2 separate regions of the Homo sapiens genome follow, and region 1 is linked to region 2. Evidence: read pairs that join two places in POLR2A ChIA-PET (ENCODE). Cell type or tissue: OCI-LY7. All regions are shown on one strand. Links, peaks and the distances in the headings refer to the core of each region. The heading gives the core; the rest is flanking DNA. Region 1 has its middle 130 kb from the start of FAM181B. Region 2 overlaps PRCP (prolylcarboxypeptidase).

What was found. Peaks named below come from ENCODE experiments on the same cell type or tissue, not always from the same donor. Only the 100,000 strongest peaks of a DNase experiment are listed, where the experiment ranks them.
Region 1: POLR2A ChIA-PET joins it to region 2 with 5 read pairs; 3 of 35 experiments call an interaction of 5 or more read pairs at or near these places.

Annotation. Positions count from the first base shown.
Region 1 is chr11:82,597,338-82,604,170 of GRCh38, forward strand. No RefSeq gene overlaps it. Among named protein-coding and RNA genes, the nearest start is that of FAM181B, 130 kb to the right of the region's middle. In OCI-LY7, for the core only: no CTCF peak of the experiment used is centred there; no DNase peak of the experiment used is centred there.
Region 2 is chr11:82,820,127-82,826,959 of GRCh38, forward strand. PRCP (prolylcarboxypeptidase) reads right to left here. Exons shown (of 9, transcript NM_005040.4): 9 at 2,810-4,996. The coding sequence ends at 4,780. Among named protein-coding and RNA genes, the nearest start is that of LINC02734, 42 kb to the left of the region's middle. In OCI-LY7, for the core only: no CTCF peak of the experiment used is centred there; a DNase peak (open chromatin) is centred at 4,295.

The DNA.
Region 1 (6,833 bases), core at 1,175-6,174, 220 kb before region 2:
TGCTCCCTATATATATTTTGTGCCCATTAATGCATTACTGATGGGTACAAAAACTGGAATATTTCATGAAACACTTTTACCAGAGGACATCTAGCCAACTGAAGAACTTTGACTTAATGTCAGTAATGGGAGAGAGTGGAAGGAAGTCAAATGTTTGAGCACCTACTAATTGGAATTAATAAGCATTGGGCCTATTACCTACATTTTCTCATTGAAGTCTCACAATCACCCAAAAAAGTGGTTACTAATATCTCCATTTAACAAATAAGAAAGCTGAGGGAGGCTAAACAATCCACAAACACTCACTTTCCTAGTGGAAAAGATTTTCTTATTTTATCTTTACAACAACAATTGTACCCATTTTGTAGATGAAAAAGTGGAGCCAAAATCACAAAGGTAGGATATGCTATAGCCAGGATTTCATTCCTGGTTTGGCTGATTCTAAGCAGGGACTTTTAACATTAGTGCTACCTTGTCATCACTTAGTACAACGATACATACATAGTGAACTATCAATTCCTGGTAGTTTTTATTACTATTAAGATTTAAACTAATATCTGTCTGGCTCTAAAGTCAACCTAGGTTAGACTCTACCATACTGCTTCCCAAATTTTACTGAGGTTGGTATATATATATGCATATACTCAGAAATAAAAAATATTCAGTGGATTTGATGCCCCCTGGGTATTGGCACAGCTTCAGTTCTAGATTGAAGTCATATTTACTCAAGATTACATTGAAATTACACAGGAATGGCAAAATGATACATTGCAAAGGATCTACTCTAAAATACTCTTCACCCTCCATGCTAAGTGAAATGCAAATGATTTGTAGCTGATAATTTATTATTAATTTAACTTACCAATATTTTATAAATATGTATTGAATAATCCTAAGCCAACAGTTTGCTATAAATAAAAAGATGATTGATATTCAACAAGCCACACAATTGATTTTTGATCTCCTGCCTCAAACACAATGTTACAATTAGGCTTCTCCAAACATCAGATTTCACATAATCTGATTACGTGATAAATTGATTTGAATTGACGTTCAATTTCAGTTTTATGAAGTTCCACAATAAGGCACGCAGGATAGACACCTGATTGAATAGCCCACACTTCAGTCTACTGAGAGCCAGGCACGCCTGGAAGTGTCCTAAAAAAAGCCTCCATTGACACCACTTGAGAGGCAGTAAAGCATGATGGTGATGAACCTGGAGCTAGACTACTTGAGTTCAAATCTCAGTTTCATAACATTTATTAGCTGAGTGACCTTGGACAAGTTACATAACCTCTCATCTTTAAGATAGGGTAATAATACCTTCTGCACAGGTTTATGAGGCTTGAAGAGCTAAAATTTCTTTTTTTTTAATTATTATTATTATTATTATTATTATTATTATTATTATTTTGAGACAGAGTTTCGCTCTTGCCCAGGCTGGAGTGCAATGGCGTGCTCTCGGCTCACCACAACCTCTGCCTCTCAGGTTCAAGCCTCCTGCCTCAGCCTCCTGAGTAGCTGGGATTACAGGCATGCACCACCATGCCCAGCTAACTTTTTTGTATTTTTAGTAGAGACGGAGTTTCTCTGTGTTGGTCAGGCTGGTCTCGAACTCCTGACCTCAGGTGATCTGCCTGCCTCGGCCTCCCAAAGTTCTGGGATTACAGGCGTGAGCCACTGTGCCCAGTCTTGAAGAGCTAAAATTTCTAAAGCACTCAGAAAAGAGGCTTGTAGAAAACACTATGCAAATACTACATAATACAGCTATCATTTGCCATCAAAGGACTTTGGGAGAGTGGAATTTGTACTGTTGCACATACACACATGTATTATTATTTAAGAATGTTATTAAGTTAGAATGTGTGTTAGAATGTTTATTTTAATTGCTATGAACCTTGATGCACAGAAATATTAATTTTTACAGCTGCTGGGAGTGGCAATTGCTGGCAAGCAGATTAGAGCAGTGGAGAAAGTACAAGCAAACATGGGTTTGAATTTCCATTCTACTGAAAAATTTTATGTGGCCTCATGCAAATTATTTAACCTCCCTAAGTCTCATTTTTCCCATATTTAAAACATGAATGATAATACCTAAGGTTTCAAGTAATGAGTATTAGAGAAAATGTACTCAAACCAATTAACCTAACACAAAGTGTGCATTCAATAAATGTTGATTTTCTTCATAATGAATTCATTGATTAAACATCTGTTCAGTGTTTTTGATATGCCAGATGCTGGAAATAGAAAAATAAACAAAACTGTACTCTGCCCTAAGAAGGTTACAGTGTATTGAGAAAGAAAGCTGGTCTAGTATGCACTATGATAGAGGTACGAGCATGATGTTATGGAATCACAGTTCAAAAGCACCAAAACTAGCCATGGATTCACTTACTTCACTCATTGTATCCTCACATTACCCATTATATAGATGAGTAACCAAGACTTAAAGGTGAACTAGCTTGTTCAAGGTGACAAAGCTTTGAAATAAAAAAGCACGACTTGAAATCCTGGTCTTCTAACTTCAGGTTCAAGTCTTTTTCCACCGTGCAAAACTACCTGCAACTTTGCTACATCCCTTGCTTTGGGTAGAAAAATCAATGTTACATCTCATGGTTAGAATAGGATAAATGGGTAGGAAATAGTGAAGAAGTAAAAGAACTTGCTAAAATCACTGCAAAAGCCTCACAGCTGGTAGCAATCATGTTACACATCTCTACCCACACTAGACTGTGAATTTCTTGGGGAACAAAAAAAATGCCTAGCTTATATTGTATCCTTAATGTGTATTACAGAGGCTGGCACAATAATTTATCTACTTACACCCTGTCATATTTCTGGATAGGATTTCATACTTACAAGGTACCAGAATGTGACAAAGTAAAATAACTTAAAAGTAGAGTGAAAAAGGAAAAAGAAACAAAGCTGGGGATAGCATTTCAAAAAAACCTGACCACAACATGCTGGTGAGCCACACATTTTGCTCTAGGCTATCCAAAATTAAATAAGGAAATCTTATATAACTCAAGATTTCCAGGAAATTTACAGCTATTTTAGTACTAAGCTCAGATAAAACTTTCTTTGGCAAACGGAAGGGTGGAAATTGTCTTTAAAAAATACTCTTTGTGTTATAGAGATTTACATGGTAAACATCTTACAACAGACACACAAATTGTAAGGTGTTTGTTTACAGAGTTCACCAACCTAGGCTGATGGCAAAACTCTCAAGTATACTTCAATAAAAGCAATTCTTCAGGGAATTAATATTGTGCCACCTAGTTACATAGTTCTCTGTTAAACCGGTTTGATATAGAGATAGATTTTATGATATCTAGATGTAATACAGTTTTTCAGGACTGAATTTGTTATGCATGTCCCACAGTAGGTCTTCAAAAAATATTGGATGGCTGGATGGGTGGATGGATGAATGACAAATACCAAACTTAGGTTAATGTGAAATTGTAATTCAGAAGTGTCTCTGCTTGAGACCATTTTTCCTGAACTTGAACTGCCAGAAATTTCTGCTTAAGAAGAGCTCTCTCTACTCCCAAATTTCTGGACTTTTCAGTATCCCCATGGCCTTCACAAAACAGACTCTGCCATTCTCTTGGGGCTGTCTTGCCTGCAACTTTTTCTCTTATTTCTGTGTGTGTGTTTGTGTGTGTGTGTGTGTGTGTGTGTGTGTGTGTTGTATATTATGTTATTTATATATTTTAGATTGCCTGATATTTCTTATGTTTGAATTCCTTTTCAGATCATTTTAGCTTCTTGTCTTAGTCTGCTCAGGCTGCTACAACAAAACATCATAGACCAGCCAGCTTATAAATATAAATTTATTTCCCCTAGTCCTGGAATCTGGAGTCCAAGGTCAAGGCACTCTTACGTTTGGCGTCTAGTGGGGGCCCGCTTCCTCAAAGACAGCTGTCTTCTCCCTGTGACCTCACATGGGAAGGGGCGAGGGATCTCTCTCTCTGGGTTATCTTGTATAAGGGCACCAATAGCCTAACCCTCCAAAGGTTCCATCTCCTAATACCGCCACCTTGGAGTTAGGATTTCAACATATGGATTTAGGGAGGACAGAAATCTCAGTCCATTGCATTTTTCTAATGATGTTACTTCTCTATGGAAGGCTTTTCTGACCTCAGACACCTTGGCAAGATATTCCAGCTCATGCTTCATTTGAATCATGTACTCATCTTTAAAGCTCACTCATTTAGCATTCAGTTTTTTAAGTGTTGTTTATTGGTCTCCCCAGGCAAGGTTATCTTTGCTCACTACTGTATTCAGGCACATAGCAAGTGCCTGGAACATAAATGATAATAAATGACAAATGAATGCCCCTTATCTTTTCTTGCCTTATTCTAACTTAATTACTTTAGACATCACTTTATCTTACTATTTTAAACTTTTTATTCCAACTTTAACTTTGTGTTTATTTTTCAAGTCATTTTATAATTTAAATGTTTATTTTAGCATTCCTAATCCTCATTTAGGCTCTTCAAATTCATCAAACTTGTTTCTACACTAAGGCCTTTGTTCCAGCTGTTTCCACTGCCTGGAAACCCTTCCTTTGATTTTATGTGACTGATTGCGTCTTGTCATTTAGATCTTTGCTTAACCTCTTATTTATAGTAGCATGTTTATTAGTTGGTTAGAATGTTTGTTGTTTTTGCAACTCTTACTATGTTTCCCCATTATGCATTTAATTTCTTTATTGTTTAATGTCTGCTCTTCATACTGGACTATGAGTCCCCTACAGACAGGAAACATCTTTTTGTTCACTAATCACTGCCCAGAAGAGAGCTGGGTATGAAGTTAACATTCAATAAATATTGTTAAAAAGTTGAATTTGTAACCTCCTTGACTGCTTTGTTTTCTACCCCCTGCAGTTTTATCTTTTACATATTTGTTCTTATGTTTTGTTTACTTTCGACAAAAACCTTAAAACTTTTTTAACCTTTGAATTATAGTGAGTTTTTATGTCTTACTGCTTTCATTTTGCTACCATATCAGCCATTCGTTTTTTTCATTGATTCATTTCATTAAATACACATGGTCAATTTTCTTGCCCTTTCATTTTTTTCTCAGGGAATCTTCCTGTAGCTCCTGCTTAATATAAATGGGATCATAATGACCTTCCTTCTGCCTGAGCTACAGTTAATCAAACAAGTGTGGTGGCTGGCTCAAAACTAGCCAATCCATAAACTAGCCAGCAAACTATAATACTTTCCCCATCTTGAGAATCTCAACAGAATCTATAGCTGGTCAAATGGCAGAAGACCATGTAGACTCAGCATTGACAGCCATTTTCTGCCTTGCACATGCTGGTTCCTAAGAAATGTGAGCTCCTCTTAAGAAACAAGCACAGAGACCAGGCATGGTGGCTCATGCCTGTAATTCCAACATTTTGGGAAGCCTAGGCAGGCAGATAATTTGAAGTCAGGAGTTCGAGACCAGCTCTGCCAACATGGTGAAACCCCGTCTCTATTAAAAAATACAAAAATTAGCCGGGTATGGCGGTAGGCACGTGTAATCCCAGCTACTCACGACGCTAAGGCAGGAGAATCGCTTTAACCCAGGAGGTGGAGGTTGCAATGAGATGAGATTGCACCATTGCACTCCAGCCAGGATGACAGAGTGAAACTCTGTCTTGAAAAGAAAAGAAGAGAAGAGAAAAGAAAGAAAAGAAAAGAAAAGAGAAAAGAAAAGAAAAGAAAAGAAAAGAGAAAAGAAAAAAAAGACAGAAAAAAAGAAAAAAAAGAAAAACAGGAGCAGAACAGACATACAAAAAGAAGTTGAGATTAGAAAGCAGGGAGTTCCCCATCTGCCTTTCCACAGTTGACTTCTGTGAGGTTTCCCTGAATCCTTCCAATAATTTCTCTTTTTCTTGATCTACTTTGAGTAGATTTGGGTTTCATGCACCCCAAACTGAGACAGTCACCTTGTTAGAGAACAGAGGGGGCTGTGAAGGAAGCTCTGGCCCAAACGAGTGAGGAAGGGCTCATCCATATCTTTGACTGCCCCAAAACACTTCCTTCCACCTACCACATCTCTCCCCCAGCGGATTCCCTCAATTTCCCTCAGCATTGCTATTCGAAACATCACCCCAAGTTATTCAGGAAACTCTGAGATTATAGCCCCTGTTGATGTGTAAACATCTTAAGGAGAATATGAAATAGAAGCTTGAACTAACATGTACATTAAAGTTTTTATTAATAATTAATTGAAGGTTAGGAGAAAGTGAGAAGCTATATTCCCACTTTATTCAGTTTATTGGAAAGCAAAAGTTTGTTGAGAAAATATGTTAGGCGGAATCTTTATCCCTCTAACAAGAAGAGCTGAAAGACACAGCAAGTCAGTCTCCCAGGCACCAAAGAAGTAATGAATTTCAAAAGTCCATGAATGTTTGTCTGTTCAAAGACATACCTTCTGAAGATTTTTAATTTTTTGGATTTCTTCCCTCAGCACCAAGATTTTCTATTATAGTAAAAGTTTTTTTTCAGTCATACTTATTTAAAATCCATTTCTCCCTGTCACAATATTTTCTATGGGCTTCCTCATTTAAAAACAGAAGGAGGAAGAAGAATAAGAGGAGAAGGAGGAGGGGGAAGAGAGGGAGAAAAGGGAGGAGGAGAAGAAGAAGAAGACAATGACCAAGGGAAGGTTTCAGGAGAGTTACCACATCCTTCCCTGGTATATAACACAATTCTTCCAAATGTAAACTCCAGAACAGCAGAGAACTTGTCTGATTGCATCACCAGCACCTGGAAGAGCATATACATAGCACATCATAGGCTCTCAATACATTTTCACAGTTATCGAATTCAGATTAC
Region 2 (6,833 bases), core at 1,188-6,187:
GTAGTCAAATTGTTCCAGGCTTTAAATGATGCACAGCAGTTTACCAGTAAAAAAAATATTGGAGGTTGGTGCTGAGAAAGGAATTTTAGACAGAAGAGCAGTATTTCAGAATTATGAGAAGTTTGGTATACCTGAAGTGCAGGGTTATTAGGAAAGTGAAGGGTGGCAGTAAAAATGGGAAATGAGTCCAGAGAGGTAATTTAAGGAAAGGCTGTAGTGGGGCTCAAGTGGTGTCTTGGATCAGTGGAGTCCTATGCAGAGGAATTAGGATGTTTGGGTATTTCTTTAAAAAGTATCAGGTTAAAGACAGTACACTATAGCTCCTGAAGTATGTTTCTCAAACACTAGCTCCTTGAGCTCATGCTCTGATTGCCATCTACTCACCATGACTCTCCAGCACACACTGAGTCAAATTCCATTGACTTTCCTTACTAAATCTTTCTCCAATTTTCCCACTTCTCCTCATCTCCATCTCTACCACTCTAGTCAAACCTACCTTCTTCTCTTAACTTGACAACTGTGACTGGGGTCTCCTACCTTACTTGCTTGTCCCCTACAATGCCTACTCTACTCTATAGCCAGAGTAGTCCTTTTAAATGAAAATCTGTTCGTGTCACTCCCCCGATTAAAGCCCATCAAAGGTTTTTCATCCGCATAATTCTACTTGAATGAGCATTCCCCCTGCCCATGTCTCCATATTCACCTTATGTCACATTCTCTGTGGTTGTTTGCCTTCCCATTGCAGGGGCCTTCTTTCAGTTCCTTGAATATGCTACACTCAGGGCTTTTGCATGTGTCATTTACTCCACTCCTCTTCCTAGTATAGTTCCCATTCATCGTTTAGATCACAGCTAAAATGTAACATCTCAAAAAGGCACTGCTATTCCCCCAGACTACCTTACATTGTCTAAATGCTAAACATTTAACATTTAGTGTTATGAAGAGTTGGGGCCATTAGATTAGAACATTTAGCAATTAATCTCTATTTTCCTATTAGATTGCAATTAATGTCCTAATAAGCTCAACTCTTCGTAACATTTATAATTGTACCAATTCATTGTATAACTTGACATTTCGTGTCTTTCTCCCAGCAGAACACAAACCTTATTAAATTAGGTGCTGTGTTTGCTTTTTCGCCATTGCATTTTTTAGGTTTTAGACCAATGCCTTATGCCTAGGAGATGCTCTGTTAAGAATAGAAAAAGCTGGCCAGGCGCGGTGGCTCACGCCTGTAATTCCAACACTTTGGGAGGCCGAGGCGGGCAGATCACGAGGTCAGGAAATCGAGATCATCCTTGCTAACACGGTGAAACCCCGTCTCTACTAAAAAAAAAAAAAAAAAAAAAAAAAAAAAAAAAATTAGCCGGGTGTGGTGGTGGGCACCTGTAGTCCCAGCTACTCCGGGGGCTGAGGCAGGAGAATGGCGTGAACCTGGGAGGCGGAGCTTGCAGTGAGCCGAGATCGCGCCACTGCACTCCAGCCTGGGCAACAGAGCGAGACTCCGTCTCCAAAAAAAAAGTTGTATTCTCAATCACCATTTTGGAGAGTCACATACTATTTACAGATAAACGAAGCAACTATTTAACTTCATTTGTCCCATTATTTTCCACACTTGCTCAACTATAGGTATAAGTCTTTCTACTACACAAGTTATTGGCATTTTGTTGGATACCTGTGCTCCAAGAAACACTGTGTGATAGATGTCGTGTGATTGAGTTGCCTGAACTGCTTCCCCAATCCTAAGAAGTACACCTTTGTAACCATGTTTTCATGGCCCTGTTCTTTCCTAACCACCTGAGAGTTGTGCATTTGTGAGGTATTGCTCCCTCAGAGGGTCGAGGACACCATTCTAAGAAGTCATTATGGGCATTGTGCGAGTAGAGAAAAGTAAGCTGGTCTGTAGAGGGAGAATAAAGCAGTCATGGGAAGAGAAGCATTAGGCAGGGCTCCCACACTCAAATGAGTCAGGCAGGATGACAGAAGTAAGATAACTGAATTCAAATTCAAATTCCAGATTCTTTCAACTAGGGGCTCTCAAAAGTGTGATGCTCCAGCATCACCTGGGAACTTGTTAGAAATGCACCTTCCCAAGATCCACCCCAAGACATGTTAGAAACTCTGGGATGGGGCTCAGCAATCAGCATTTTTACAAGCCCTTTTGGGTAATTCTGATGCACGCTTTAGACTGCCTATCGAACTGTAGACATCTGACGAACAAATCCAAACCACAGTCTGACAATGGGTCACCTCTGTTGAAAGTGAAACAGAACACAGCAGTACTGATTTTTAATGACTTTCCAGACCCTAGTTCTAGTTCCCCATGATTCCTGGTAACCCAAGTCCTGGAGCTGATCTGGCAGTTTCAAAACATTTCTTTTCCTTAAGCTGGTTTTGTGGGCTTTTGTTGCTTGAATCCAAACAAAAATAAAACTGTACCAGTAAAATGAAGCAAACAAAATTTGCCAAAAAGGAGCCCCAGTTCTGCCCCAGTTTTGCCAAAAAGGAGCTGTGAGGCCGTAGATAAGTTCCTTCTCTCTAAGCTACAATTCTATCCCTTACAAAATGATGCAGTTGAACTGGATATCTCAGGGGCCTTCACCCTCTACTATGCTGGCTTAGACACTGGCTCCTCTGGATAACCTCTTGGCGCTACAGATTCCTTATGAAGGTTCTCCTAAGTTACTTTAGTTCTACCCATTGACTCCAGGCAGTTAAAGTAACAAAAACAGAAAATAAAAAGCACCCAATTCTTTCTAAGCTCTTGGGAGCTGAAAAAAATAAAAATAGAAAGCACTCAAGTCTCCATGTCTCTCTTTCCCTGTCAGTAAAAAGTGCAGTTTTATTAGAGGGATGCTTTAAATAATAAGGCTTATCTGACACTCCAATTCTTTTTCATGTTAAAATTAAACCTTAGCATATTATAATTATACTCACTTCAATTAAGGCTGCTATCTATATTCCTAAAATGCATACAGTAATAGGATACAATTATGCTTGCCAAAAAATTCTATTTTTTGCAGTTTGTTTCTTCAGAATAATGTAACTCATCCAAATAATCAACATCAAATAAAATGGCAAAGTATTTTAAAGATTCTACACAAGGGAAAAACCCTAAAATCGTAAAATAAATTGTAAGAATATCCTCTATTGAGCCCATAAACCCTGCATTATTTAATTTCTTAGTTGACAAAGAATAAAAACTAGTATTGTTTTGGCCCTTAAATTCCCACCCAAATCGATTGTTCTGTGATGCTGAAACAAAATAGTTACCAAATGCTTTGATAGACAACTCATTACAATGAGAACTGAAGGCTCCCAAAATAAGACAAAGATTTTCCTGTATCTCCCAGATGCCAGGGAAAGTAAAGGAAATATTTCAGCTTTCCATCCCAAGAATGAACTCTATATATGCCCTTAAAAAAAAAAAATGCCATAAAAATGATCAAGCTCAAGGTACAGTTTTTTAAAAGCAGAAAATGTTCCCAAGGCAGGGTGAAGAAAAAAAAATTATTGAGAGAAAATGAAAAGAAACAAGGAGGAAGAAATCTTTCAACAGAGTAGAAACTGTTAGTCTCTCTCTCTCTGTCTCTCTGTGTCCCTGAAAGGTTTTGATCCAACCCTATTTGTTATCCTAGAAAAGCTCTCTGAAGAAAGGTCTCAGTGTAAGAACTGCTTGAAAGAAGCCAACCCCTTGGAAATAGGAATGGCTTGGCCATTTATTAATGTCAAATATGCTGCCTGCATGAATTAGTCAGCTTGTCTTTTGGAAGTCATACAGAAAAGTTCTTGTGCACCTGCCTGTTAGTGTCTAACACTTCTGGTTTTAATGACAGCAGTAACAACTATCAGAAAATAAAATTTTAAAAATTTAAAAGCTGAATATTACTATATTCTACTTTTGGAATAGCTGATTCATCAATTTTTAAAGGCTTCTTACTGAAATATAATTAGTGACTACAGCATAAAGCTTGCTCAGATTTAAAAAGACAAAACAGAGTCATTTTCCTAAACTGGCAGAATTCAAACAAATTAAAACTGACCTTAGAAACAAAGAGAAATGGAGCAGAAAAAGGCCAGATTTCTTACTGGCAGTACCACAGTGGCCAACATCCCAGAACTAAGAAAAGCTGCCAAGTGGAAGAGAAAAAATTAAAGGACTTTCCAAAAACAGCTAAGCCCAGTGCACACAGCATTTCCATCAGCCGGAGTTGAAGTGAGCTTCAGAAGCAACACACAGGTATAAGGTCCAGCTGTATTATTTATTTACAGCACAGTTCAAAGTCATTAAATCCGGTACAAAAGAAATGGCTCTCACTTCCTGGATTGGCACCAGACATCCTACCAGCTGCAATTACATCATTTTTTATCTATCTTCTGCTTTTACTTTGTGTAGGGTAGGGATGGGGACTTACAAATGGGCCAAAGACACTTCAACCTCAAAACCAAAGAGAAATCTCTGCTTGCAGAGATACAAAGAAAGTAACTCTCCCTCTTATGAAAAGCAACCAGGAACTCTACTCCAGTTATGAGGGCCACTGATGGTGTGGGAGAGCTATCAAGAAGATTCTTCCTAGACGTGGTGCAAAGACAGTGAGAACCCAGGAAATCACATTCATGGGACACTTGCTCTTACCGTCATCACCCTCTATTCTATCTCAACTTTGGCCCCATCAAATCTAATGATAAACAAAAGAAGGTAATTACATGTAGAAAATCAAAGTGAATGGGAATGTGGTGGTGTGAACATAAAAGAAGAAATTGAAAACAATCAAAAGTTTCTCAGTGCTGCTTTCCCGCACTGTCATAGAAATCTCTGATCCAATTCTTCATATGTCTAACTTCCAAGGAGCGGGCTAACAGCACAGACATAGGATCCAAGGCATTCTTGGTGCGGAGATCTAAGTGGTGGGCCCCCTCTGAGATGGTGACTGCAACCAGAGTGTCTGTGATATCCTTAGTTACTCCACCTCCTGACCAGGGGTCTAGTTCACCATTGCTGCAAGTGAAAAAAAGAAGAAAAAATAAAGTTGTTAGTTTTTCATGTTAACACTCAGATAAGCTAGAAGAAACCTATTACATGTTTAACACCTAAAATTATAAACTTGTAACCTGGGGGATTTGATCTGAGGATCTAATTTATCATATGGATAGATACTTCATACTGGAGTTTTGCAATATTCATGCAACCAGGTGCAAAAAAAGAACCAGAGATAATTGAAGGAGGCGTTCCCACAAATCAACCTAGACTGTACTGGGATATGAAATTTAGAAACCTGAATTTCAATCCTGATTTCATTATTCAAAAGTTATATAATGCAAGTTACCTGACTCAGTTTCCTCATCTGTAAAATGGAGATAACATGCCAGGCGCAGTGGCTCATGCCTGTAATCTTTGCTCTTTGGGAGGCCAAGATGGTGAATCGCTTAAGCCCAGGAGTTCAAAACAAGCCTGGGCAACATGGTGAAACTCCGTCTTCTCGAGGGAGGGAAGAAGGGGGAAAGGGAGGAAAGAAGAAAGGGAGGGAGGGAGGGAGGAAAGGAGAAGGCTGCATTTTTTATCTAATATAGTACAGTACTTTGGGAAACAGGATGGTAGATCTAAAAAATGTCACCAGGATCTGGAATCCGAAAATTTGGGCATTACACGAAAATCTTCATTTTACATTAGCTTTAAAGTTAAGGAAATGCTACTAGGTTTTTAGTCTCAGCTGGTTCACACAACACAATTCAGAATAATGTAAAGAGAATCAGTCACTGAAACTGAGTATCTACTTTCACTGAGTAAAAAATCCAATACAACCACAGACAGCATCCCTAATAATATTTCTGAACAGTTTTGTTGAGATATAATTCATCTACCACAGAATTTGTCCATCTAAAACACATAATTCGATGGTTTTTAGTATACTCAGAGTTGTGCAACCAGCACCACAATCCATTTTAGAACACTTTCGTCACCCCAAATAGAAACCCATACTCATTAGCAGTCACTCCCCATCTTCCTGCCTTGCTCTCAGCCTCAGGAAACCATGAATCTATTTTCTGAATCTATAGATTTGCCTATTCTGGACATTTCATACAAATGGAATTAAATAGTAGGCGGTCTTTTGTAACTGGTCTCTTTCACTCAGCGTAATGTTTTCAAGTTTCACCCATGTTGTGGCATGAATCAGTACATGTTCCTTTTTATTGCCAAATAATATTTCATTTATGGATACATCATGTTTTATTTATCTCTTCATCATTTGATGCACGTTTGTATTGTTTCCACTTTTTGGCTAATGAGTACTGCTCCTTTGAACATTCACATACAAGTTTTTGTGTGGATGCATGATTTCACTTCTCTTAGGCATATACTTAGGAATTTCTAGGATATATAGTAACAACCTATTAATTAGCTACCAGACTACTTTCCAAAGGGACTACACCATTTTATATTCCCAGTAGCAACATTTGAGGGTTCCACTTTCTCTACATCTTCAACACTTATTATTATCTGTCTATTTTAGACATCCTAAGCTAGTAAGTATTAAATGGTATTTCACTGTGGTTTTAATTTGCATTTCCCAAGAGACTGATGGTATTTAAACATCTTATGTGCTGATTGGCCATTTTTATATCTTCTTTGGGAAAATGCCTAGTCATATCTTTGTTCATTTTTTAACTAGGGTTATATATCTTTCTATTTTTGAGTGAGAGCTCACACTCTCTTAACTTGTGTGTTGTAGAGTAACAAAAGCATGAGCTTTGGGATCAGACACACTTTGGTTCCAATTTCAGGTCTGCCTCTCATCTGCCTAATCTCATGGAAACAGATTCCTTAGGCAAAAAAC